2 separate regions of the Homo sapiens genome follow, and region 1 is linked to region 2. A link is an interaction called in ENCODE POLR2A ChIA-PET data of the cell type or tissue named here. Cell type or tissue: GM12878. All regions are shown on one strand. Links, peaks and the distances in the headings refer to the core of each region. The heading gives the core; the rest is flanking DNA. Region 1 has its middle 16 kb from the start of CAT. Region 2 overlaps ABTB2 (ankyrin repeat and BTB domain containing 2).

Region 1 (17,430 bases), core at 5,314-13,313, 240 kb before region 2:
GAGGAGGAGGAAGATCTCTAGCTGCCTCTCCTTCCTGACAGCAAAGGGCAGGCAGAGACTTAGCTAAACAAGTTCATTCAAAGAATCATTTTCCACCAAGCAAGAGGACCTGTTGCCCTGTATCATCTTATATGCAGCTCCTGTTCCAGGATACGTGGACATAAACAGATTCAGTTCTGAGACACTGTGACATGAAGCAAAATTCTCCTTCTTGTGTCAGATGTGGAAAGCAATTGCTCCAGGCAACCTGAAAATGAAGATCTATTTACTTCTTTTTTTTTAACTGAGAAAATAAAGAGAAACGTTATTTTATTTCCTTGTTTGTCCTCTATATAAATTCTGAAACAAATAAATCATGTCTAGTGCCTACCTGCCTCATCAGTGGGAACTGAACTTGCATTGATTCCAGAAAGACCAAACAAAGGACAGTCTCAATCTGCAGTGACATGATCCCATTTGTGACATTTAATGCAGTTCATATTTCTAACCTGAATATCAAAGGGCTAATTTTTTTTGTTTATGTGATCTTTGGCATATTTTTCTCATGGAGCTTCTTTCTGCCATTTAAATTTGTCTTCATTCTCTCCTGTTTTCTTTTTTCTCTGTTTCCTTTTTTAGCTCCTGGTGGGGCCTCACAAATGAAATTAAGGCCATTCTTTACACATTCATCTCCCATAAGCAATCTATTTTCATATGATTATTGTTCTTTAAGATACTGCTGCCTTCATTCTTCTTGTTTCTTCTTATCATATATTTTCTGTTCTGCCATTCATACTTTTTTTTTTTTTGAGATAAAAGTCTCACTCTCTCGCCCAAGCTGGAGTGCAGTGGCGCCATCTCCGCTCACTGCAACCTCCGTTCTCGGGTTCAAGTGATTCTCCTGTCTAGCCTCCTCAGTAGCTGGGACCACAGACACACGGCTAATTTTTGTATTTTTATAAGAGAGGAGGTTTCGTCATGTTGGCCAGGCTGGTCTCGAACTCCTGGCCTCAAGTGATCCGCCGGCCTCAGCCTCCCAAACTGCTGGGATTACAGGCATGAGCCACCACACCCGGCCCATTCATACTTTTTTGATACTGGATTTGGAGGCAAGATGAACATCCTTCTTGCACATGACATTGTCAGAGGATTTCCCCATCCTTGAGCCAGAGCTGGGGAAAGCAGTGGCTAGCTCTGTAAGCAACATAAACGAACTACTTAGCAAGCACTAGCTTAATTCTCTGAAACTTTGTACTGGGATTTTTCCCAATCCCATCCCACCCAATATTCTAAATGTCAATGAATAACAATCACCGTTGCCTTTCTCTTGTCTGGCTGGCCCCTGAGGTGTGAAACAACTTACTCGATGGGCAAATTATAGATGATACAATATTAGGATTTGTATCATCTTTCTCTTAATGCCCTTTTAAACTCTGCATCCTCAAAAGAAGCCAGAAGCCACGTGGCTCAGCTTGGGGGCCTGTAGTTTACCATGTTGTCTTCTCAGGAAGACCTTTCTTGACCACTTCTTTTAATCTTATAGCTTCCTCTGGCACTTCCTGTCATGCCTTCCCTGCTTTGTGTTTTCTCTGTGATCCTTCTCCCTTTTAACATACTATATAACCGATTTCATTTGTTTATTGGGTATTTCTCCTACTAGAATAGAAGTCCATGAGGATTGGTGGGTTTTGTTTCTGGTTTTGAATTTTCTGCTTATTCTTAGCACCTGCAACAGTTTTCTGGCACCCAGGATATTTGACTAAATGAATGAACAAGCAAGTGAATTAATAGATGAGGTAATACCGGGATAAACCATGTTACAAATAACCAGAGTAAGTGACAATTTGCCTTGAGGGATTTGAGGGAGAATTTGATCAGATGCCTGGCTCAAATACAGATACCCTCCCATTTCATTTTTAAATATATTTTCCTTTAGGACTTGAGTACTTTCCCATATTCTCAAAAAGAGTCCTCTTTTAAAAAATAGATATATTGCCGGGTGCAGTGGCTCATGCCTGTAATCCCAGCACTTTGGGAGGCTGAGGTGGGCAGATCACCTGAGGTCAGGAGTTCGAGACCAGCCTGATCAACATGGAGAAACCTCATCTCTACTAAAAGTACGAAATTAGCCAGGCATGGTGACATGCACCTGTAATCCCTGCTACTCGGGAGGCTGAGGCAGGAGAATCTCTTGAACCAGGGAGGTGGAGGTTTCAGTGAGCCAAGATCATGCCATTGCACTCCAGCCTGGGCAACAAGAGTGAAACTCTGTCTCAAAAAAAAAAAAATAGATATATTACCCCCATTATGAACCTTCTGACATGGTACACCAGGAAGGACTCAACATCGCTTCTGTGGCATTCCTATCAAAAATGCATACTCTGAATCTAATCATGAGGAAACATGAGACAAACTCCAACTGAGGAACAGTCTACAACTGGCCTTTTCAAAATATCAAGATCATGGAAGTTAAGGACTAAAGAACTGTTCCAGTTTAAAAAAGACTAAGGAGACATGCCAACTAAGTATGAAGAGTGTTCCTGGACTGGGTCTTGGAACAGACGGAAAAGACTTCAGAAACATTATGGAGACAATTTATGAAATTTAATATGGGCCATAAACTTAATATGAATAAGAATATTGTATCAATGTTAAATTTCCTTGTTTTGATCATTAGACTGCAGTTATGTAATCTCTTACATCAGAGATTTCTTTTGTGTCTTAGAAAATACACATTGAAGTATTTAGTGGTAAAGAGGCATGATGTCTGCAACTTACTCTCAAATGGGCCAGAAAAAAATATACATCATATATATCCATATACACATGTAAGTAAAGAGAGCAAGCACTTGACAAAATAAATAGAGCAAAATCTGGGTAAAGGGTAAACTGGAGTTACTTATACTATTTTTGTAACTTTCTGCAACTTAGTATTATATCAAAGTAAAAATTTACAAATAAGTATACGTATATTCCTAGGGTGAGTCATACATGAGCATCTCAGGTAATACCTTCATTACAAGTTATTCAGTAGCTGAGAGCAAGAACTGGACACTCTCACTTTTGTTACTTCTTCACCCCAACCTGAGGACCCCCACATGAAGATGAGGAAGAAGTGGAAGACATTAAATTCAAACTTCACCTACATCACCGTTTTGCCTTGGACCCAGTGACTTTTACAGAAACAAATTGAGACACAGAGAAGTTACATAGATTAAAAGATAGAAATACGGGTTAGGGCCAGGCAAGGTGGCTCACACCTGTAATCCTAGCACTTTGGGAGGCCGAGGCAGGTGGATTGCCTGAGCTCAGGAGTTCGAGACCAGCCTGGGCAACATGGCAAAATCCTGCCTCTACTGAAAATACAAAATATTAGCCAGGCATGGTGTTGCATGCCTGTAATCCCAGCTACTCAGGAGGCTGAGGCAGGAGAATCTCTTGAACCTGGGAGGCGGAGGTTGCAGTGAGCCAAGATCATGCCACTGCACTCCAGCTTGGGTAACAGAGCAAGACTCCTGTCTTAAAAAGAAAGAAAGAAATACAGCTTGGGGTGGCAACTCACACCTGTAAGTCCAGACCTCTGGAAGGTTGGAGCAGGAGGATCTCTTGAGTCCAGGAGTTCGAGACCAGCCTGGGCAACATAGTGAGACCTTATCTTTACAAAAAAAATTAAAAATTAGCTGGGCATGGTGGTTCACACCTATAGTGCCAGCTACTCAGGAGGTTGAGGTGGGAGGATCAGTTGAGCCCAGGAGGTAGAGGTTGATCAGTCCACTGATGATAGCTCACTGCACTCCAACCTGGGCAAGACAGCAAGACCCTGTCTCAATAAATAAATAAGTAAGTTAAAAAGTAGGAATATATAAACAGTTAACCAGACAGGCTACACAGAGAAATGACCAAACTATTTTCTTAACCCTTATACATTATGAGATTTAATGTGTTAATACTTATAAAACCCTGAAGTCATCTGACAAAATGTACCCTAAGCTTGCCTTTTATTATCCTGAGATAAGGAATTACTTGACAATGAACATCGTTTCTGACTTTTTTATGACAGTATAATTGGTTGACATTAGTTTAATAAATATCAGTCACAATTTTCAAAATAGGCCCTGATTTTATGGCTGCCTTTGGTGATGTTTGGAACATGCCATCTCTTGCGCTATTAAGTTTACAGATTATTCTGTGTATTGTTCTGTTAGCAAGAACCCTAGCAACACAAGTCTTGATGTCTGAAGTTAACTAAGTGCAAGAAAGCACCTTATCTTATAACAACTTGCATTCCTCAAACATCTGAGCTTCTGTTGAGTGTCCTCAGTAATCATCAACCCTAAAGTAACCCTTGAGCAAGGGAAAGTAGGGTGTTGGAAAGGAGCTGGGGCAGCTGAAGCCCACGACAAAAAAAAAAAAAAAAAAAAAAAAAAAAAAAAGATGCCAAAAGTGCCAGTCATCAAAACTCTTGAGTGCTGTAATGAACGCTCCAGGGAGCATTGTAGTTGGGAGAATGATTCAGCAGTGGCTGACTCTAGGCTACATGGACAGATTCAACGAAGTTTATGGTCAAAAGCATTGCACTGGCTGGAGGCAGAGGAGGTGTGTGGTTTGTAACAGAAAAAGGCATTTGTCCTCCTTACATCATATTACCCTGTGTTATTACTCTCTGCCCCTCTCAAATATATCAACACGAAAGCTCTGTGACCTAAAGATGAAAAGAAATCATTTGCAAAGGTCAAACATTTTTGTGTTATGAAACACAAAAGTCTATGAAATCCACCACATACATTGTGAAACCAAAGTCAAGGTTCTATTTATTCTGTGCCAGTTCAGTGTAGGAAGAAAAAGAAGTGATGAGGCATATTTTTAAAGACAAAAAACTTAAAAAAAATGGACAAAATTATGACTGCAGACATGTGGAGAGTCCTATCTACACCCTGTCAGATGGTCCAAACACTCCACTCCCAACCATTTAGCCAAACTTTGCATCTGTTTATGGCTACATCTAGGAAATCAAAAGCAGATGACAACATCATCACTGCAGCCAATGTTTGTAGCAAATATTCCTTCTCTCCAAAGGCTTAGAAATTTGTGAACGTGGAGCCAGGAAGACGGAATCATAATTAAATGCAGATGTGCTATCATGTTATGCTATTATGCACCTAAAAGAAACAATGACCTGGAGTGCAAAACCAGTGTCTCCCTGAGAGAGCCCCAGATGGCACAGTCGGGCTAAGGACAGATTTCACTGTGGGGACCTGGCTGTGAAGGAAGGCCTAGAAGGAAACTAAAGAGATAAACATTGAGATTAGAGAGTCTACCTTCGTCAATTTAAAAAAAGAAGAAACAAAGATATTAGAGAAAACTCATATTGATCAAGACTAGATCTCAGTTCTGAAATTCGGAGGAAAGTACTGTTTGTCCAGAATAAAAGGAGGGAATTTGCAAAATCCAAAGAATAGTGGATAAGGCATGGATTAAAATAGCTTCAGGCCAGGCACAGTGGCTCACTCCTGTAATCCCAACACTTTGGGAGGCAGAAGCTAGAGGATCGCTTGAGCCCAGGAGTTTGAGACCAGCCTGGGCAACATAGTGAGACCCTGTCTCTAAAAAAAAAAATTAAAAATTAGCTGAGCATCATTGCACACGCCTGTAGTCCCAGTTACTCCAGAGGCTAAGGTGGGAGGATTGCTTGAGCCTAGGAGGTTGAGGCTGCCGTGAGCTGTGATTGTGCCACTACACTCCAGCCTGGGTGACAGAGTGAGACCCTGTCTCAAAAACAACAAATAAACAAAAAATAGCAGCTTCAGTAGAAGCACATTTATCCAGAGGTGGAGGGAAGGAGGCCTGGCTACAAGAAACCTTCATGCTCAACTGGCAAATTCAGCTCTGATTGTAAAGCATAAAAGGAAGTATTTTTAGAGCAATACTTACTCAGGAAACAGTAAAACTGAACATTGTGTTTCATCATAACTGGCTCTAACTTGCTGTGGCTGATTAGGACCATAAATTTTGAGTGATTCAGGTATGCCAGACCCTCAAAGAATCTAACTGAAAACTGTTTATTGACCAATGAACCACAGGACTTGTTTTAACCAACATACAGGCCTGTGGACTCTTTCCTCTCTATCCACAGTGCTAGTTTTCAATCCTTAATTTGTGGCCGTTAACAACCGCTGATTTGTACCCCCTCAGTGAAACTACTCAATCGACTTTTTTCTATAAAATATATTCCATTGTCTGGCAAGTTTTAAAAAAACACTTGATTTTTTTTAAGCACTGAGGACCTTTATATATATTTTTTTTTCAATATTTTATATATATTTTCAATAGCTTTAGGGGTACAAGTGGTTTTTGGTTTCATGGATAAATTGTATAGTGGTGAAGTCTGAATTTTCAGTGCACCCATCACCCAAGTAGTGTTCTTTGTACCCAATAAGCAGTTTGCCATCCCTCATTTCACTTCCACCCTCCCCCTTCTGAGTCTCAAATGTTCGTTATACCACTCTGTATGTCCTTGCATACACATAGCTTAGCTCCCACTTACAAGTGAGAAAACATGTGGTATTTGGTTTTCCACTCTTGAGTTACTTCACTTAGAATAATGGCCTCCAGTTTCATCCAATTTCCTGCAGAAGACCTTCTTTTGTTCTTTTTTATGACTGAGTAGCATTCCATGGTGTATGTAGACCATATTTTCTTTATCCATTCATCAGTTGACGAGCATTTAGGTTGATTCCGTATCTTTGCAATTGTGAATTGTGCTGCAGTAAACATATACATGCATGTATCTTTTTGATTTAATGACTTTTTTTTTCCTTTGAGTAAATAGCCAGTTGTGGGATTGCCAGATTGAATAGTAGATCTACTTTTAGTTTTTCAAGAAACTTCCATACTCTTTTCTGTAGAGGTTGTATTAATTTACATTCCCACCAGTAGCATATAAGAATTCCTTTTTCACCACATCCTTACCAACATCTGTTGTTTTTTGACTTTTTAATAATAGCCATTTTGGCTGGGGTAGGTGATATCTCATTGTGGTTTTAATTTGCATTCCCCGATGATTAGTAATGTTGCACTTTTTAAAAATATGTTTGTTGACCATTTGTATATCTTCTTTTGAGAAATGTCTATTCATGTTCTTTGCCCACTTTTTGATGGGATTATTTGCTTTTTTCTTGCTGATTTGTTTGAATTCCTTGTCGATTCTGGATATAAATCCTTTGTTGGATGCATGGTTTGCAACTATTCTCTCCCATTCTGTGGATTGTATGTTTACTCTGATTATTATTATTATTATTGCTGTACAGAAGCTTTTTCGTTTTTGTTGCATTTGCTTTTGGGGTCAGTCATAAATTTTTTATGTTAACCAATGTCCAGAGGAGTTTTTTCAAGGTTTTCTTCTAGAATTTTTATGGTTTCAGGTCTTAAAGATCTTAATCAAATATCTTTTTTAAAAAAGAGGAACGTGAACAAGAAAGATAAAGGATGATGTGTGTAAAAAGCTAAAGGTGACTGTAGCCCCTAAAAGCTGTATAAAGAAGGGTAGGGTTTGGAAAGTGCCAGCTAATGCTTCCCCATCCCAGGTGTGAGGCAAGGACAATGGAAGGGATGTGAGTACACAGGGATCATTAAGAGACATGTGGCCTCTTTGGATGTAATTCCTGGAGTCCCAGCCACCACTACTGGCCCCTACCTCCATCCCAATGCTTTGGATTTCCTGGTTACAACAGCAGTGGGAAAACTGAAAATCCATTCTTTTTTTTTTTTTTTTTTTTTTTTGAGATGGTGTCTTACTCTGTCACCCAAGCTGAAGTTCAGTGACACCATCTTGGCTCACTGCAACCTCCACCTCCGGATTCAAGTGATTCTCATGCCTCAGCGTCCCATGTAGCTGGGATTACAGGCACCCACCCCCATGCCCAGCTAATTTTTGTATTTTTAGTGGAGACAGGGCTTCACCATGTTAGCCAGGCTGGTCTCAAACTCCTGACTTCAGGTGATCCACCCACCTTGGCCTCCCAAAGTGCTAGGATTACAGGCATGTCTGGCCTGAAAAGCCATTCTTGCAAGAGCTGTTGGTTCGACTCTTCACTTGGAGTCCAGGTTTCTACTGCCAGGGGCACCACCACATCCTGGCATCTCTCCTAATACCACACCATCGTCACCATGGCAACTGTTGCCTCCTCTCGTTTAGTTGCCATCACCTCCACAAGCTTTCACCGCCCCAGTGAGGTACCTCTCCCAATCATGTTGATGTGCCCACAGTACAGGGAGACCAACCATCCTGGTTTACCTGGGACAGAGGGGTTTCCTGGGATGTGGGACTTTCAGTGTTAAAATGGGAAAAGTCCCTGGCAAATCAGGATAGTTGGTCACCTTACCACCATAGTTGCCACAACTGCCACCGCCACTGACTGTGTCTTTGAAGTCGAGGTGGGAACAGTGGAGCATACTTCTGTCCTATGAAACAGTGCTAGGGCAGCTTTTACTTCCACCTTGAGTGCCCTGCCAAGCCCTCAGGGGAAATTCACACATCTCCATTTCCTTGAATGGAATCACGCAACCCTAGGAGGCTGCACTGCCTTCCCTCAGGCCATTTCTCGGTGACAGCTGTGTCCACCCCACTGTCACCCCAGCGATGTTGGCTCCAGGCTGAATCTGCCCATCTTTCCCGCTCCGTTATCTCTGAGGAGGACCTTCACCACACAACCTGAGGAAGGCAAACTGGACTTAAAACTTACTGCAATTGTCTATACGTGTGCACCAATACAATCCATAGAATACTCATGATTTTTAACTGTAAAATCTGCTCAAGTGTTATGCTAAAAGGGTGGAGAAATAATACTTTCAGATAGTTTTTTTCAAAAGAAAGAATGAAATATTTAAAAGAGAAATTTGTTAATCTCACCAAAAGCCTCTTTTTAAAAAAATTGAAATGATACTAATATGCTGTTTTTTATAAAGCCATATATATTCCCTTCAAGTGCTTTAGAAAATAGAGAAAATCATATAAATTTAACCTCCCAAAATCACCCCCAAATTTTACCATCCCAAGATAACCATTGTTAATATTTTTTCACAATTTGATGAATACTCTTCTAGTTTTATCTATGAATGTTTATGCACTTAAATATAGAAGGCTTTAAATAAAATGAGATCATATATATTATTTACAAATATTACATATATACATACTATATAACTTGTGCTTCTCACTTAATATGTCATAAACATCTTTCCATGTTGACAAATAAAAATCTCCATGATCGTTTTTAATGGCTACATGATATCCCATGTATTCCACAGTATTCCATGGATGTTTATTCTAGGCCTTCTTAGCTGCGGTAGATAGCAGCAGAAATTCTCCAAAGAGAAGCTTTTAAGAAAGCATTTTTCTTAACGGCTGCCTCCACTTCATTGCAGTGTTGACATCTCTTAAAAGCCTGCCAAAACTCCAATTCCCACAGTTGTTTACAGAGTAGCCCATAAAATAAGATATCTGAAATGGCATCTTTATCAAACATCACCAAAAAGAGGAAATAGAAAACCCAGAGGCACTCTGGTCTAATAGCCGTGATTCTTGTAAGTAGACTATTCCAGAAAACAAAAACAAAGAGGGGAAAGTAACTGAACTTCCAAACACTGGCAGTGCAATCCAAAGAGGTGAAAAGCAAATTCACATGAGCTGAATAAAGAAACTAGCAATCAGGAAGGAAGCACAGGGGAAATCACAAAAGAAAGCAGAAGAGCAGCCCTTGAGATAAGAAAAAGGAGGCAAACATGAGAAGGGTTCTTCAGAACTTGGAGATCACTGTAGATAACAGCAGAAGCACGGCCCGGCACCGTGGCTAATGCCTGTAATCCCAGCACATTGGGAGGCCAAGGTGGGCAGATTACCTGAAGTCAAGAGTTCGAGACCCACATGGCCAACATGGTGAAAACCCATCTCTACTAAAAATACAAAAATTAGCGGGGCATGGTGGCACGTGCCTGTAATCCCAGCTACTCGGAAGGCTGAGGCAGGAGAATCACTTGAACTTGGGAGGCAGAGGTTGCAGTGAGCCGAGATCACGTCACTGCACTCCAGCCTGAGTGACAGAGTGAGACTTCATCTCGAAAAAAAAAAAAAAACACCAAGCAGATGCATGAAGAAAGAGAAACAAAGGTATAGGAAACAAATGCAGGAGTGCAGACTAATACTTAAATGTCTTTTTTGGTCAGGGCTTTTAGTTGTGAAATATTTTATACTTAAAAATTTGAATATGATATAATTTATATATATGCAATACATACACATATTATAGAGAATAATAAAATCAAACATCTGTGATTCACCACTCAGCCTAAATAGAATCTTACCAATATGGGTAAAACCTTTCGCATATCCTTCCCTGATATTCCCCTTCCTCTCCCTTGCTTTCTTTTATGGTTTAATCAAACATATGTGTTCTATACATAATATACAGAGGGGAGAGTTAGCCTGTTTTTAAACTTTATATAAATGCTATGTGTTCTTTTGTAAACAGAAAACCTGCCTGAACAGAGTCCATCTTTAAGATTTAGAATGTCTGAGTATGTATCATAAGTGGTGGGGGAGGCAAAAGGAAAGTCCCCTTGCATGAAGGCTAAGATGTCTCCTATTAACCACATCAACTGGATGCCCTGTCAGGAGTTGGATGTATATGTATCTTTACATGTCTAGTAAACTCGTAGAAAGGTCTAACACAAATTTTTTTGCAGGGCCCTGAGAATCCTCTTATGAAACGACTCATTCTAGAAACAGCATGAATTGCTGGACCCAGGAATAAAGCCTGAGTTAGGAAGGAGAAGCGGTGATTCTGTGCTGTGCAACCATTGGGTGCAAGTTTAATTCCAAGGGAGAGACAGTGCTATAAAATAAAAGATGGAAGACTTCTTCTCCTATATTCTGTAACACACTGGAGCCCAGGCAACACTGCTATGACATGCCATCATAACAGATAGCAACATAAAAGGGAGAGAGCCATTCTTCCACACTCTGCCCATGATGGCACCAGTTGGGCCTGGGGTGCACATGGTGCCCAGTGGCACTGACCAGAAACAATGGGAGGTTCCCTGGGACCCAGAAAAACAAAGTAGCAGCAGTCCTGGCCAATTTAGATACCACTTTAATATCTTTCCTTGCTGGGATTCTCATAAATATCTGGGAGGAGACTTGGTAGAGGTTTGGACTTCCGTGTCTGATGAAGAAGTGAAATTTGGGTATTGATGTCAATGTGGTTCTATTTTCATCCTGAGGCTGGTAAGCTCTGAAGAAATTTCAAATTACAACCATAATATGTCAGGAGGTAACCTAGAGAAGAAGTAAAGCACTGTTTGGGAAATACAGGGCTAATTCAGTTTGCCTGGAACTTAGAATCTATGGAAGTTATTGGAGAAGTTATTGGCATGAAAGGTAGGTTCCTTCAAGGTGCTATGCTACCAACCCAGAAGGACAGGCTAAGGGGTATGGACTTTTAAGACTTATTCAATAGGAAAAGGAGAAGTGCTGAAAATGTTTTAACATACAATGGCATGCTCAAAACTGTGTTTTAGGAAGATTAATTTTCCAGCAAGATCAAAAAATATCATAAAATGGAGAGAGCAAATGAAGATCAGAAAACAAGTTCAACCACCTCTAAAAGAGTCCAGGTTAGCCGAAATAAGGGCAGTCGCTATGGGATTGATTCAAGAGCAACTGTGAAGTAGAATTGATGAGGACTTGGCATTACATCAGACACATCACTAAATGATGTTTGCAATCACACAATATACCCATGTAACAAACCTACACGTTTACCCCCTGAATCTTAAATAAAAGTTGAAATTATTTTTAAAAAATAAAATAAAGGGCAAATAACTGATTTCATTCACAATGAAAAAAGTTTCCAAATAATGATATGCTATGACTTGCTAATATATATTAAACTTTCTGAAATTTAATGCAATTGAAATTGAATCCATAATGACACCTGGAAAATCTGTACCTATTAAATTCTTCAGTGTTGTCATAACTTGAGTATGAAAGCCCTAAAAGAGAAAAACTTTCTTTATATACATCCTACTTTTTTTTCTTTTTATTTATTTAAAAGGAAAAAAATGTCCTTAAAAGAGAGGTTAAAATATGTCATTTTCCAGACCTTCAGATTGCTACACTGGTCACGTGAAGAGAAATCTGAAAACTATACAGGTGTCTTGTTCTAAAGAATCTGGGAAGTCAGACTTCAAGCGTCATTTCTCCAGATTCTGTGTGTTGGGGATTGGAGTGGGAGTTGAAATAGGTCCCTAATCACACATCTATGAGACATCTGGGGGTAAGAACTGTGAATTTCATGATATTATAGGCTATGAGATTGTTTTATATACTGGCTATTAGACCTAGGGCCCTGTGAATAGGCTGAGAGTGAGGGCAAGCCTCAAATCTTCCTGAAAGATGACCACTGGCTCTGTTTTGAGATGGCAATTTCCCTAGTTCAGAGAAAAGGGATTTATACATCAATTGAATAAATCATTCTTCAATTAAGTGATTCCAAAACAAGATGAAGAAAGCAGCCTCTCCAATAAACTTAATAATTACACCATTCAAGGGTACATCTCTCCTGTTGGAAAGCCATTGCCAAAGATTAACAGAATAGCTGGTGTCCACTTGCTGAGCAGCATTCCTGTAACCTGTGTCCCAGGATTATGATGTGGTGAGAAGACCCGCTACGTAACAAACTGGAGGAGGAGGAACTCTTCTAATTTCTTTGAACTTTAAGAGTTATAAATAAATGTGTCTTTTAACCATGGGGCTTTTTATTTACTTTTGTTTTTATAGGTAAATATGCTTCTTGTAAAATAGAATACAACAAAATATAAATGTACAAAAACTTGCTTCCTATTACCCACTCTCACCCCCAAACTCCTCTCTCTTTCTGTCTTTTTCTCTTCCTCTTCCTCTCCCTCTCTCTCTCTCTCTCTTTTTTTTTTTTTTTTTTTTTTTCTGAGATGGAGTTTCACTCTGTCGCCCAGGCTGGAGTGCAGTGGCACGATCTCAGCTCGCTGCAACTTCCACCTCCCGGGTTCAAGCAATTCTCCTGCCTCAGCCTCCCCAGCAGCTGGGACTACAGGCACCTGCCACCATGCCTGGCTAATTTTTGTAATTTTAGTAGAGACGGGGTTTCACCATGTTGGCCAGGATGGTCCTGATCTCCTGACCTCGTGAGCCACCCACCTCGGCCTCCCAAAGTGCTGGGATTACAGGTGTGAGCCACTGTGCCCAGCCTGTTTATTATTAATATGTATAGCTCCACCTTGTTCTTTTGAGTTGCCACATAACATTCTACAGTGTGAACACATCCTATTTACTTAACCTTTCCATTATTAACAGACATATAGGTTTTCTCTAGTTTTCACTTTTACAAACAATACTGCCCTGAACATCCTTGCAGGGACAACTTTGTATACTGCTGTAAGTCTTCCTGTAAGACAAATTCCTAGAAATGGAATTGCAAAACTCTCCTCCCTTGTGAACAACACTCCATTCTGATTAATCCACAGGCTACCATACTGGCCAAATGTCAATTGTCCCAGCCTTAAAAGTCAGGCATCCAGTAGTTCTCTCCCCACTCTCCCTCCACCTCTTACTTCCTTCTGCATGCTGCCACTAGCTGGTCCTGCTTGAGGCAGCTCGTTTCACAGTCTACTAGTTTTATGTGCAGAGGATCTGGCTGAGCAAAAAGAAGCAAGAATTGGTGCCATAAACATAAAACCAGCTTTCAAAACAATGATCTGAGAAATAGGCTACTGAGAAATAATAGGCAATGAAATAGGTACCTTTAGATCATAAAGTAGACTAAATGGCTTCGTATAGTCCCCATTAGCTCTATTTTGATTCTTTGCCTCATTGCTTCAAATGCTGAGTACTGGGTAGAAGGAGGAATTTCTAGATGTTTTGGTAGATTATCTTTTCTAACTGATAAATTTTTTAAATTGGGCAACTTTTTCCTGATGTTTTCACCAGGAGAAACAGATGGACTGGTACCAAGTATTCACCATAGACACCATACCTCATTTAATCCTCAAAACACTCCTGGGAAGGAGTAGATGATGTAACTGAGGCTCAGCGATGATTAGGTGACTTTCCTGCTATTGAATGAGTCTCAACATTCTAAAGCATGTCACCCCTATGCCAAAGCCCATGTTTCTTTCACTATTTGATAAAAGTGTCATAGTCTTAGCCCAGACCACTTTCTCCAGGTAAGTCGTCAAACAATCTTTTACTAATGCATCTCCTCCCCAGGATAAGGAAGGAACCAAAAGACAGAATAGTATTTTATTTCTGAGCTGGACTCTTGGTCTGTTTTTTGCATTTATTTCTAACAATTATTTGCCATATTTTTGCATCATTGCTATGGTATTTTCTTCCTCATCTTGCTCATATGTGGGTAACTGTCCCAACATTTTATTTGCTCTGATACAATGTTGGTGACTTCTTTACTTTTGTTTTCTAATGAGCTGATATTAAAATAACAATGGAAGAGAATGTTGAAGTTGTTTGCTCTAGATTTAGGGATTAAATTTTTAATATTCCTAGTACCAGTTTTCTCTAATTACTAGAAAAACACCATACTGGCCATAGAAAGAGCCCCCTAGAGGCTAATTGGCATTTATTTGTTTCTGTTGGAATTCAGATCCCCTCTATAGACAGATAAAAGGATAGAAGATAAAAGGAGTTCAGATTCACAGTCTACAAAGTCATAAAATTTATACTGGCAAAATGTAAGAATATACAAGAAAGATTTCGATACATTTAAGAATGATAGCTCCAACAAGGAACTATAAGGAAGATATTAAGAATTTCTTGGTTATTATACATAAACAGAGACTGACAAGAAAAAGAACAACTGCCATATGCTCCCTCCCCTCATAAGTGCCTCGTGGTGAAACTGAGTAGTAATATGATCGATCTGAGACAGAATGGTATTTTTTATGTCCACATGTGTTCCCTTTACTTGCTCTGGCATTAAGGTTCTCTCTATCCAGTGATGCAATAGACAGTTGCTGGTTTTGCAACTCTATGCACTCTACATTTTGTAATATCATCCTAATTTTGCTTTGTAGAGTTATTCCCTCCTCTACTCTACCTTTTATTTACACTTGAAGTCTATCTGCACCAAGTCAGAATGAAACCTAAGCTAATGGGTGCATTCTGTTGCTCCTGCCATAGCAATACATTTACAGATAGACACGTGATCTAACCCAGTCCAATCAGAAACAGAGAGGCTCAATTACAGGACTTTTGTGTAACTTTTCATGAGAAAACAGACTTTCTGGCTGGGCAAGGTGGCTCAAGCCTGTAATCTCAGCACTTTGGGAGGCTGAGGCAGGTGGATCACCTGAGGTCAGGAGTTCGAAACCAGCCTGGCTAACATGGTGAAGCTCCGTCTCTACTAAAAATACAAAAATTAGCTGGGCATAGTGGCGGGCACCTGTAATCCCGGCTACTTGGGAGGCTGAGGTGGGAGAATTGCTTGAACCTGGGAGGCGGAGGTTGCAGTGAGCCAAGATTGCGCCACTGCACTCCAGGCTGGGCAACAGAGTGAGACAGACTCCATCTCAAAAAAAAAAAAAAAGAAAGAAAGAAAAAGAAAAAAGGAAAACAGACTTTCTCAACAGACTTGAATCTGAGAGGATGCAAGGCCAGAACAGCTGTAGCCATTTTATTGCCACATAGAATCTGAGAATAAAACTAACACATGGGGAAATGCAAAATAAAGCCAAGAGCTGGGAAGAAACTAAGACATGCTGATGATGTGTTTTCAGTCCTCAGTCTAGTTTCATCCTATCTACCTAGATATTCAGCCTGGATTTATTATTTATATTATCCAGTGCATTTTCTTCTTTAAGCTAATTTGAGCTGGGACTTCTGGTCACTTGCAACTGTAAAAGTCTCAAGTGATACAGAAATGCCCAGAAGTAGGGCATTTTTAAATGACAGGTTCTAAGATGTAGAATTAGCTGAACTGAGGTGATGTGGAATACATTCAACCCACCTAAACTACACTACTACTATTTTTGATAGGAAACACACAGGATGTTAGAATGGATCGTCTAACCTTGGTTATTTCAATAAGAAATAGAAAAGCTTAAGTTGGAACTGGTCCTTGTGAAAGTACAGACTGAAGAAGATACCTCTTTGCCTCGGAAAGCTCACCCTTTTCGGCATGTAATAGAATGTGGAGGCAGAATCCAAGTTCAACTGAGGGCTGGACAATGGACAAAGCCCTGTCCTATTTTTAGGAGAGAGAAAGTTTCAGGCTGGATTATAGAGTCAATGATTAACTAGTCATTGGTTATTTGGCACTGGAGTTCAGTAAACAGAAATAGGTTGAAATTCATTTTGTTTTAAGAAATGTATATTTCTAGAGAAACTCATGCTTGGCAAACTACAAGAACCCATGATTATTTGTCCATTAAGGCAATCCATCGACTCCTAAACCAATGAATTATGAAACAGACTTGTAATTGTTACAGCCCCCATGATAGCTTTCTCCCCAAATCCCTTTTTAGACGTGGCCACATTTGTCAATCAACAAGGTATGCCCTCCTGTAAATACGCCTTAAGTAAACTAGATTGGCTGACCCCAGAGCTAACATTTCTGGCAAGAAAAGGGAATCTTATTACTCCTCTTCATTAAGATTATGTGCTATAAAATGGTGGCCACTGTGTAATGTTTCCTATATTCCCTTTTTCCAAATGAGTTTAAATTATTTTTATTGTAGTTACTCTTTCCTTTTCTATCATTCTATATTGGGATAATCAAACATCATTCAGCAGTAATTCATCCAACCATGTAGAGCAACAAGAGCAACATTCATGTCCAACTGAGAGAACTGAACGCCGCTGAAGAATCTGTATGTTGAGGTTAGATCGAGTCACTTGATAATACTTTGGGTGTTCTTCTTTCAGGGGAAGGGGAGAGCTGGATGACAGGAACTAAAATCATCCCCATGCATAAAAGAGAATCATATCCAATGTCACACTGTGAAATAGGAGCTGAGGCAGAACTTGCCCACAGGGAAAGGGGGCATCGTTAACTGTGTATATGTGGTGGCTGGAGACAGAGAATGCCATGTGGACAGAAGCTGACAAGCTCCCTGACAGCTGAATGAGTGGATCTGTTGTCTCTACTACCGTTGCAGGACAGGAACCCTAAATTTCCAACTGTACACCTAGTTCTAGATTGCAGGTCCTGAGATTAGTGGAAGATAACTTCGAAAATGCCAAACAGGATAGAATTAGCATAGCGAAGAAGACAAGAAATTTCCACTCAAGATAAAAATGTGAATAAAAATTTCAGAGCAAGGAAAGAGAATGAACACAAAGAGCCAGCCAACAAACTTAATTATGGAGAAATTAATTCATGGCTCTCAAAATACAATTGTAGGCCA
Region 2 (8,000 bases), core at 1-8,000:
CGCAGTCTCCACTGGAATCTGTACCATCTCACCCACACGAAATGCCGCCCTGGAACCAGGCCTGATTCCTAAGGACAGATGGCTGTGTACCCTCCACTGAGGCTCAGACACGGTAACATCTGCAGAACCACAGCCACCTTTTCCTATTCCTGGTGACAGCTCCATCCCTACATCCTAGCTGCCTTCCCAGAAGCTGCCTTCCCAGAAGCCACCTTGGCCCCGGGCTGCCGTGCTTCCCCTAGGAAGTTGTTGCATTTGGAACACTCTCCTGTGCAATAGCTGTCTTTTTACTGGGGAATTATTTCCTTTTTTTTCTGAAAAGAACTCTTTGCCAATACCCAAGCCAACTCAAGCTTCTAGGAATGAAAGACGAAGCAGCTCCCCCTTTCGTGAGAGTGCTCTGGAGCCCTTAATGAACAGTCCTGGAGGCCGGACGCAGCAGCTCAAGCCTGCGCAACATAGACCTGTCTCTACAAAAAAAAAAAAACACTTTTTAAAAATTAGCCAGGCCTGGTGGCTGAGATGGGAGGATCGCTTAAGCCCAGCAAGCAGGTTGAGGCTGCAGTGACCCTTGATTGCACCACTGCACTCCAGCCTGGGCAACAGAGGAAAACTCCCCGTTTTTTGTTTTTTGTTTGTTTTTGTTTTTGTTTTTAAAACAAAAACAAAGTCCTGGAGTAAGAGCAGCCCCTGAAACCATGGTAGCAGCTGGAGGACTTTGCCTCCAGGAGTGAGAAACATGCCTTGTGTTTATAAATTCAAAAATGAAGTTTCTAACACCGGCTTCTGTGCGGAGAGATGGGGAAACGTCAGTGAGCAAAAATGCCTCTGCCTTCAGAGAAGATATAGTCCAGAGGAGAGACCGTACAAAACCATACCAACCAAATCATTGCAAATTGGACGAGTGCTGTGCAGGCACTAAGGTAGGGCTGAGTGCTGGAGGGCAGAGGGAGGCCTGCTTCTGAGGGGGTGAGCAGGAGGACCTCCTCCTGCCTGCAGACAGCATGAGCCCGGCAGCAGGCCACCGTGGGCAGTCTCTCTAGCCGAGGGCAGTACGGTGACCATATGTTCTGGTGTGCCCAGCCCAGTTCTAGTTTACACCCGGTAGTCCCAGTGCTGGCGGTAGCTCTCTTTTTCCCTTTCAAAAGTCATCCAGCTGGGCACGGTGGCTCACGCCTGCCATCCCAGCACTTTGGGATGCCAAGGTAGGCAGTTGGCTTGAGTCCAGGGGTTCAAGACCAGCCCGGGCAACATGGTGAAACCTCGCCTTACAAAGAACACAAAACTTAGCCGAGTCTGGTGGCACACACCTGTAGTCCCAGCTACTTGGGAGGATGAGGCAGGAGAATCACATGAGCAGAGGAGGTTGAGGCTACAGTGAGATGTGATTGTGCCACTACACCTCCAGCCTGGGCGACAGAGCAAGACCCTGACTCAAAGGAAAAAAAAAGTCATCCAGTTTGCATGACAAATTGTGGTTACTGTGCCTAATATCATCATCCCTAAGATGGAGGAGTTGGGCCAGCACCAGGTGAAGAATCTGAGTGGCTGTGGAATGTCATCTTCAGAAGCTTAGACTCAGGGACACTGCCCAGGTTCATATCCCAGCTCTGCTCCTTGGCAGGTGCATGACATAGGGCAAGTGACCTCACCTCTCTGGCCCTCAGTTTCCCCATGTATAAAACGGAAATAATAATAGTACCTGCTACATCAGGCAGCTCTAAGAAGCAGATGAGCCACTAGATGTCCAGGGCACTGTGGCAGCTGCTTAGTAAACGCTCCAGAAATGTTAGCTGTTTGCATTTTTCTATTACTCCTGAAGGCCCTGATTGTCACACGGTGGACCTCCCATCTCACTGCTAACAGAAACTCTCAGGCTCCTATGGGGACCTGAAGGGTGACCCCTGGGGAGACACAAGGGAAATCACCCAGAGCTAGTCATGACTTGGTTGGCTCTAAATTTCTGTCCCTATGTGTATCTGGGCAAGCTTCATCTAGTGCCTCTAATCTGTACCAGATGAGTTTTAATAGGAAAAGTGAATTTCCCCCCCCCCCCAGAGAACCCAATGCCCCACCTCAAGCAGAAGTCACCTGGGCACAAGTGGAGATTCTGCTGTGGGCTCAGCTGCGGTTCAGAGGCAGCCTGGCTGCTGGAGGAGATGAGGCTGGGGGTCCGAAGAGGGAACCATGCCCAACTCTGCCTCCAAGCCATGCCAAACCATTCTGGTTTACCCAGCAGTTCTAGAAAAATAATGAGTACAAGATGTGAGCTGGACTAGAAATGTTTCTTTGGTGCAGAGTGAAATCTGACTTAGCGGGACAATGTTGGTTTTTTATCCTACGTGGATGTTTTGGCTTGGTATTAGGCCGTGGTGGCTGTGTGGAAATCTCAGGGAAGCTATGGTGAGGGCCTCATTGCTGGCCCTGCAGAGCCAGCCCTGACCTTCCCAAAGAAGTCTGTTCGTGGAGCCGTCACTTGCTTAGGAAAAGCTTGGCATCTTTGCAAGTTCCTGACGGTGCCACTTGGCACCCCCAGCCCAGACAAGACAGGGAGGAGCATGGGAGCAGTGTGTTTCACGGCATGATCCATGAGAAAGGGTGAGTCCAGGGGGATGTGACCCCATTCAACCCCAGTGCTTGGCTCTGACTCCCACTGAAGGTGGGGCAAAGTTAGTGGAAGAATTTAGGGCTGAAGGTAGGAACCACTGGGGCCATCCTCTCCCTTGATCGTCATCTCTTGCCTGTCCTTTCCTGGACTCCCAGGGTGCTTGCAGGTGGGGCAGGCCACAGCTTAGCGGGTGATGGGGAGCTCTCTTGGAAGCAAGCCTGTGGCACAGTGTACCTCCCAGCCCTGGGAGCCGGGCCTGCACCCCAGAACGTTGTATGCTCACACCCACCCTGTCTTCCCAGAGCTAAGCTTGGGCCTGGTCTCGAGGCCCTTCTTAGCTTGTGGGTGTGTCCAGGGTCTGCCTGAGTCTTTGTATTCAGCTCCTCCTGGGTGGATGGAGAAGGGCACAAACCGGCTGGCCTCATTTGCTTGGCCTGCCAGGATGGGAACAGAGACCCGAGGCTTGTGCTTGGGGCCCGGGTCATGTGGCCTCTGGTTACAGGCCTGTGCCCCATCTGCCAACCTGACTCACTCTGGGGTCCCTGCCTACCCCGGGGAAGAACAGAGCCTGCTTTGAGCTGGAAACTGGAGGGGTTTCCTGTTCCATGTTGTTAAGACACCACTTATAGGACTGTAATCCCAATAAATCATATGCTTTCTGAGTGCAACAGGGTTGTTTTTTTTGTTTGTTTGTTTGTTTGTTTGTTTTCCAGGCTGCAGGGGCCTCTTAAAACCAAGGCCTTGGCTGGGCATGGTGGCTCACGCCCATAAGCTCAGCACTTTGGGAGGCCGAGGCAGGCAGATCAGGAGGTCAAGAGATTGAGACAATCCTGGCCAACATGTTGAAACCCTGTCTCTACTAAAAATACAAAAATTTGCTGGTCATGGTGGTGCATGCCTATAGTCCCAGCTACTCAGGAGGCTGAGGCAGAAGAATCGCTTGCACCAGGGAGGCGGAGGTTGCAGTGAGCTGAGATCGTGCCACCTCACTCCGGCCTGGGTGACAGAGCAAGACTGTCTCAAAACAAAACAAAACAAACCAAGGCCTTAAGAAGCTTATACTCTTTCATTTTTTAAAGGGGGGAATAATAGCTTTCTCAGTCCTAGTTCCATTGAGGGGCCTTAGGAGACCCTTGGATTGAACAATCAGGCTCACCTGTATGATTAACTTAAAGGCAGATGAGAGAGACTGTTATGGCACCTGGGTCTAGCATCCCTATTGCAGCTGAATTGGCCGTGTAACCTTGAGCAAGGCGCTTAGCCTCTCTGGGTTTCCTTTTCCTCCTCTAGCAATGAGAGGAGGTGGTCAGGGATTTCCCATGCTTCTCATATAAAAAGACCCATTTCCATTGGTCTATTTCATGTGCTGCCCTTTATGTACACAAAGACAAATGCTACCAGAAAGCCACTGACCTTTTTAAGTGGCTTTGTCCATCTCTGGGATTTGTCTGCATGTATGCATATGACGGTATTTAGGTTAGGCCTTTGGGCTGTTTGCAGCATTTGAGGACAGATCAGGGGTTGCTGATCCCTTGAAGTAATTCTCTGCTCACCCACCCTCGCCACCACACACGTTCATGACCCAAGGCCTCTGGGTCTGTGTTCCTTGCTGTTGCCCCTTCCCTTGTGTGAGTTTTTTCACTGCCAAGGCCAAGAGGCTGCACTGCCAGAAACAGTTTCCAGCTCACACTCGACATAGTGGTTGCATTTGTTTTCTCTGTTTTATGAGCTGGGATGGAGTGGGTGGTGGGCAGCCTGCTGGCAGACTTTTGCAGGCTTTACATGTTTATACTTGCTGTGGGGGGAAGGCAAAGAGTTGGCTGGACTTTCAGAAAGCTGGAGCTGAGGCATTTAATAGAACCAGATTCCTATAGCCCTTTTTGCTATTATATATTTTCTCTGTCAACAGACACTAAACTAGTAATAATAGTTAACATTTATGGAGAAGTTACCATGTTCCAAATATGATGGTAAGTATTTTACATGCATGCTTCTAGCTGTTTTGTGAGGTGGTCCTATTATTTATAACCATTTTGCTGATGGAACAACTGAGACCGGGAGAGGTGAAGTAACTTGCATAGACCCACATAGCTGAACTCATTGGGAATACACTGGATTCCAACCCAGGCCATCTCCCTCAGGAGTCCGTGCTCTTGGTCACCATGCAGTAGGTACAGCTACTATCGTATGGAGTCTGTGAAATAAAAGCAAAAGGGCTCTCACAATGAAAGGAGTTAAAAACCACGAACTTTGGCAATTTCTTCTTTAATACAAAATATGGCCCACAGAGGATGACGATCTGCCCAAGGTTATAGAGCAAGTTCAGTTGTATAAAAGAAACTAGAACTTTCTCCCAGTGAGGATGCCACAGGGAAGGGGTCTAGGACCTTCGGATCCCTTTGCCAGGAGCATGCATGCAAGCCATACACCACTCTAGGATTCACCAGACCGTGTGCCACCAGGGGCGAAATGCCAGCTCTGTGCCAGCGCCGCCTGCCAGCCCCTACCAGCTTTGTCCTAGCCATCAGCTGTGGTCTTCCACAGCAACAGTCCTCAAAGTGTGGTCCAGGGACCCCTGAGGTCCCAGGGACTCTTGCCAGGAGTCCACAGGGCCAAAACTATTTTCATAACAAGAAGTTATTTGCCTTTTCATTCTTGTTCTCTCACAAGTATCCAGGAGACTTTTCTAGAAGCTGTGTGATATCATGATGTCATCACTCTGACGGCAAATGGGACATGAGCTTGTGCGTTCATGTGTTTAACATTTTCTCAGTTTTAATTTCTGATACAGCCAATATCCGTAGAATAACACACATAAACAAAAGCTCTTTGAGGTCCTCATTAATTTTTTTTTTTTTTTTTTTTGAGTTGGAGTTTCACTCTGTCACCCAGGCTGGAGTGCAGTGATGTGGTGTGATCTTGGCTCACTGCAACCTCCACCTTCTGGGCTCAAGCAATTCTCCTGCCTCAGCCTCCTGAGTAGCTTGGACTACAGGTGTGTGCCACCACACCCTGCTAATTTTTGTATTTTTAGTAGAGATGGGGTTTTGCCAAGTTGGTCAGGCTGGTCTCAAACTCCTGACTTCCAGTAATCCGCCCACCTCAGCCTTCCAAAGTGCTGGGATTACAAGTGTCAGCTGCCATGCCCGACCAATTTTTAAGAGTATATATAGAGTCCTGAGACCAGGGAAAAAATTGAGAACCACTATTCTGAGGTATCAGATCCAGCTAAGGAAAAATTCAGCAGGCAGAAAGGCTGAACAAAGGGAGCTTTTTCAGCCCCGACCCGGTCTCCTGGCTCTGGCCCTGCAGATATCTGCATTCGGGCACGGAACGACCAAGCTCAGCCTACGGGAAACGCAACAAGCGGGGAATGAGAACTTCTTTGGGATCTTGAGGATGGTGCACACATCAGTCATTCTCAGCCTTGCTCCTTCAGGCCCTCTCACCCTGGAGTTCTCACACAGCCACGCTGTTGCAGATGGGAGTTTTTAAAGGGGTTTTCCAGAATGGCCAGACATGCAGGTCCAGCTCATCTCAGCCTGCCCAGCAGACTCCATGGAATTATCAGGAAGGAAACAGTAGCCTGGAACCCACAGCCCATGGAAGGCATGTTCCTGAGAAAGTCCATGAATTACTTCTCTTTTTACCTTCCCACAGATCCCAGGCTGGGGAGGTGGGTGGACCAAGGAGTAAGGCCTGAAGGGATCAGTTTGGGGGCCTTGTTTGTACATGTGGGCACCAGCCCCTCCCCAGAGGCAGAGGGCTAATCTAGATTTCTGTATATTGAAAGAGGCAGAGGGCTAATCTAGATTTCTGTATATTGAAAGTATTAATCAGTTTTCATTCAGGAAGCAGCATTCTGGGTATTGTAAGCAGGAGATGATTTAATGCAGGGAGTTGGGGGTTCACAGAATCATTGGAGGAGCTCGTGGAGCAGGGTGTAGGCTGAGCATCCAGGAATGACGAACTCGCCCATTAGGGGAGCTGCTCCCTGAGACAGCGCCTGGAACTGTGAGTTTGAACAACACCTCTGGAGCTGCAGTTCAGGAGTAAAGCTGGAATCAAGAAGGCGTTGCAGCCAGGCACGGTGCCTCATGCCTGTAATCCCAGCATTTTGGGGGCCGAGGTTGGCAGATCGCTTGAGCTTAGGAGTCGAGACCAGCCTGGGCAACATGGTGAAACCCCATCTCTGCTAAAAATATAAAAAATTAGCCAGGCATGGTGGTGCATGTCTGTGGTGCCAGCAATTTGGGAGGCTGAGGTGGGAGGTTAAAAAAAAGAAAAAAAGACTTTGCTATTGCTTTTATCATTTCACCATCACTACCACTACTCTGAAGCCTCAGATAGGTGGAAACTGGACTGGAATGTTCTGTAGGAAAAAAAAACCCTCAGTTTTCATGACCTGGTTTGCTAGCAAAAACAGACAAAGGGAACACAAAGGTGGCCTCTGCCTCCCATTCACTTACCAAATTTCATGCAGCATATCTTAATGATAAAACCTAATTTCCAGAATCCCAGCTGCAAAGGAGACTGGGAAATGCAGTTTTCAATTTTCCACCTCACCAGCCAAGATGGTAAAGTGAGGGCTGAATGAGCCCAGTGTATACCCAGTGAGTCCAGTGTATACCCACCAGGACTATCAATACTGCATTTTCTCAAGTGTTGAGTTCTAAGGAGCATGAGGCAGGGGGATGAACCAAGATGCCACCTGATTAGACTTCATGATTTCCCGAATTCCCTCTTGGATTTCCCCTAGTGCAGCTAGGAGATGCCCTCTTAGAGTTTTAGTAGCCACACGTGGTGCTTTGTCTTGGCTGTTGGCCACAATAGGGAAGAATGGCTGGCAAATCCACGGATTATCTTTTTGTTTACACTTCAGTCTCCAATGCTGATGGTTGAAATAAAGGCTTTTCCTGCAATCAGAAGGACTGATATATAGAAGCATGTCTGTAAGCTTGCCTTCCAGCCCTGTAATATAAGAATTGTGAAATCTAAAAATATTTGGGGGGAATTGGGCATTTATGTTTAAGGGAACTCTTATAAACAGAGGGATAATTCATGAATAGATTGTTGTTTCTTCCTAGACTACACAAGATCCCCCCATAGAATCTCAGCTTCCTACTCTAATGAGTCAACACTAGGCTCTTGAAAATTATACACCATTCTTTTCTGGGCAGAAACATGACTTGGTCCATAACTGAAAACCTGGGTACACTATAGTAAGTTACTGATGTTCATCCATACTTTTTGTCACTCAGCAAAACTTTCTACTAATAATTTTGTTTGTTTGTTTGTTTTCTTGAGACACGGTCTCTCTTTGTCTCCCAGGCTGCAGGGGAGTGGTGCGATCATAGCTTACTGTAGCCTCCAGCTCTTGGGCTCAACCTGT

What was found. Peaks named below come from ENCODE experiments on the same cell type or tissue, not always from the same donor. Only the 100,000 strongest peaks of a DNase experiment are listed, where the experiment ranks them.
Region 1: POLR2A ChIA-PET joins it to region 2 with 7 read pairs; 2 of 35 experiments call an interaction of 5 or more read pairs at or near these places.

Annotation. Positions count from the first base shown.
Region 1 is chr11:34,414,588-34,432,017 of GRCh38, reverse strand. It overlaps the pseudogene CIR1P3. Among named protein-coding and RNA genes, the nearest start is that of CAT, 16 kb to the left of the region's middle. In GM12878, for the core only: no CTCF peak of the experiment used is centred there; no DNase peak of the experiment used is centred there; H3K27me3 peaks cover 151 bases.
Region 2 is chr11:34,176,554-34,184,553 of GRCh38, reverse strand. The region is part of intron 3 of ABTB2 (ankyrin repeat and BTB domain containing 2); the gene reads left to right. Among named protein-coding and RNA genes, the nearest start is that of NAT10, 75 kb to the right of the region's middle. RefSeq lists enhancers at 587-1,086, 1,087-1,588, 3,643-3,842. In GM12878, for the core only: no CTCF peak of the experiment used is centred there; a DNase peak (open chromatin) is centred at 3,913; H3K27ac peaks cover 335 bases.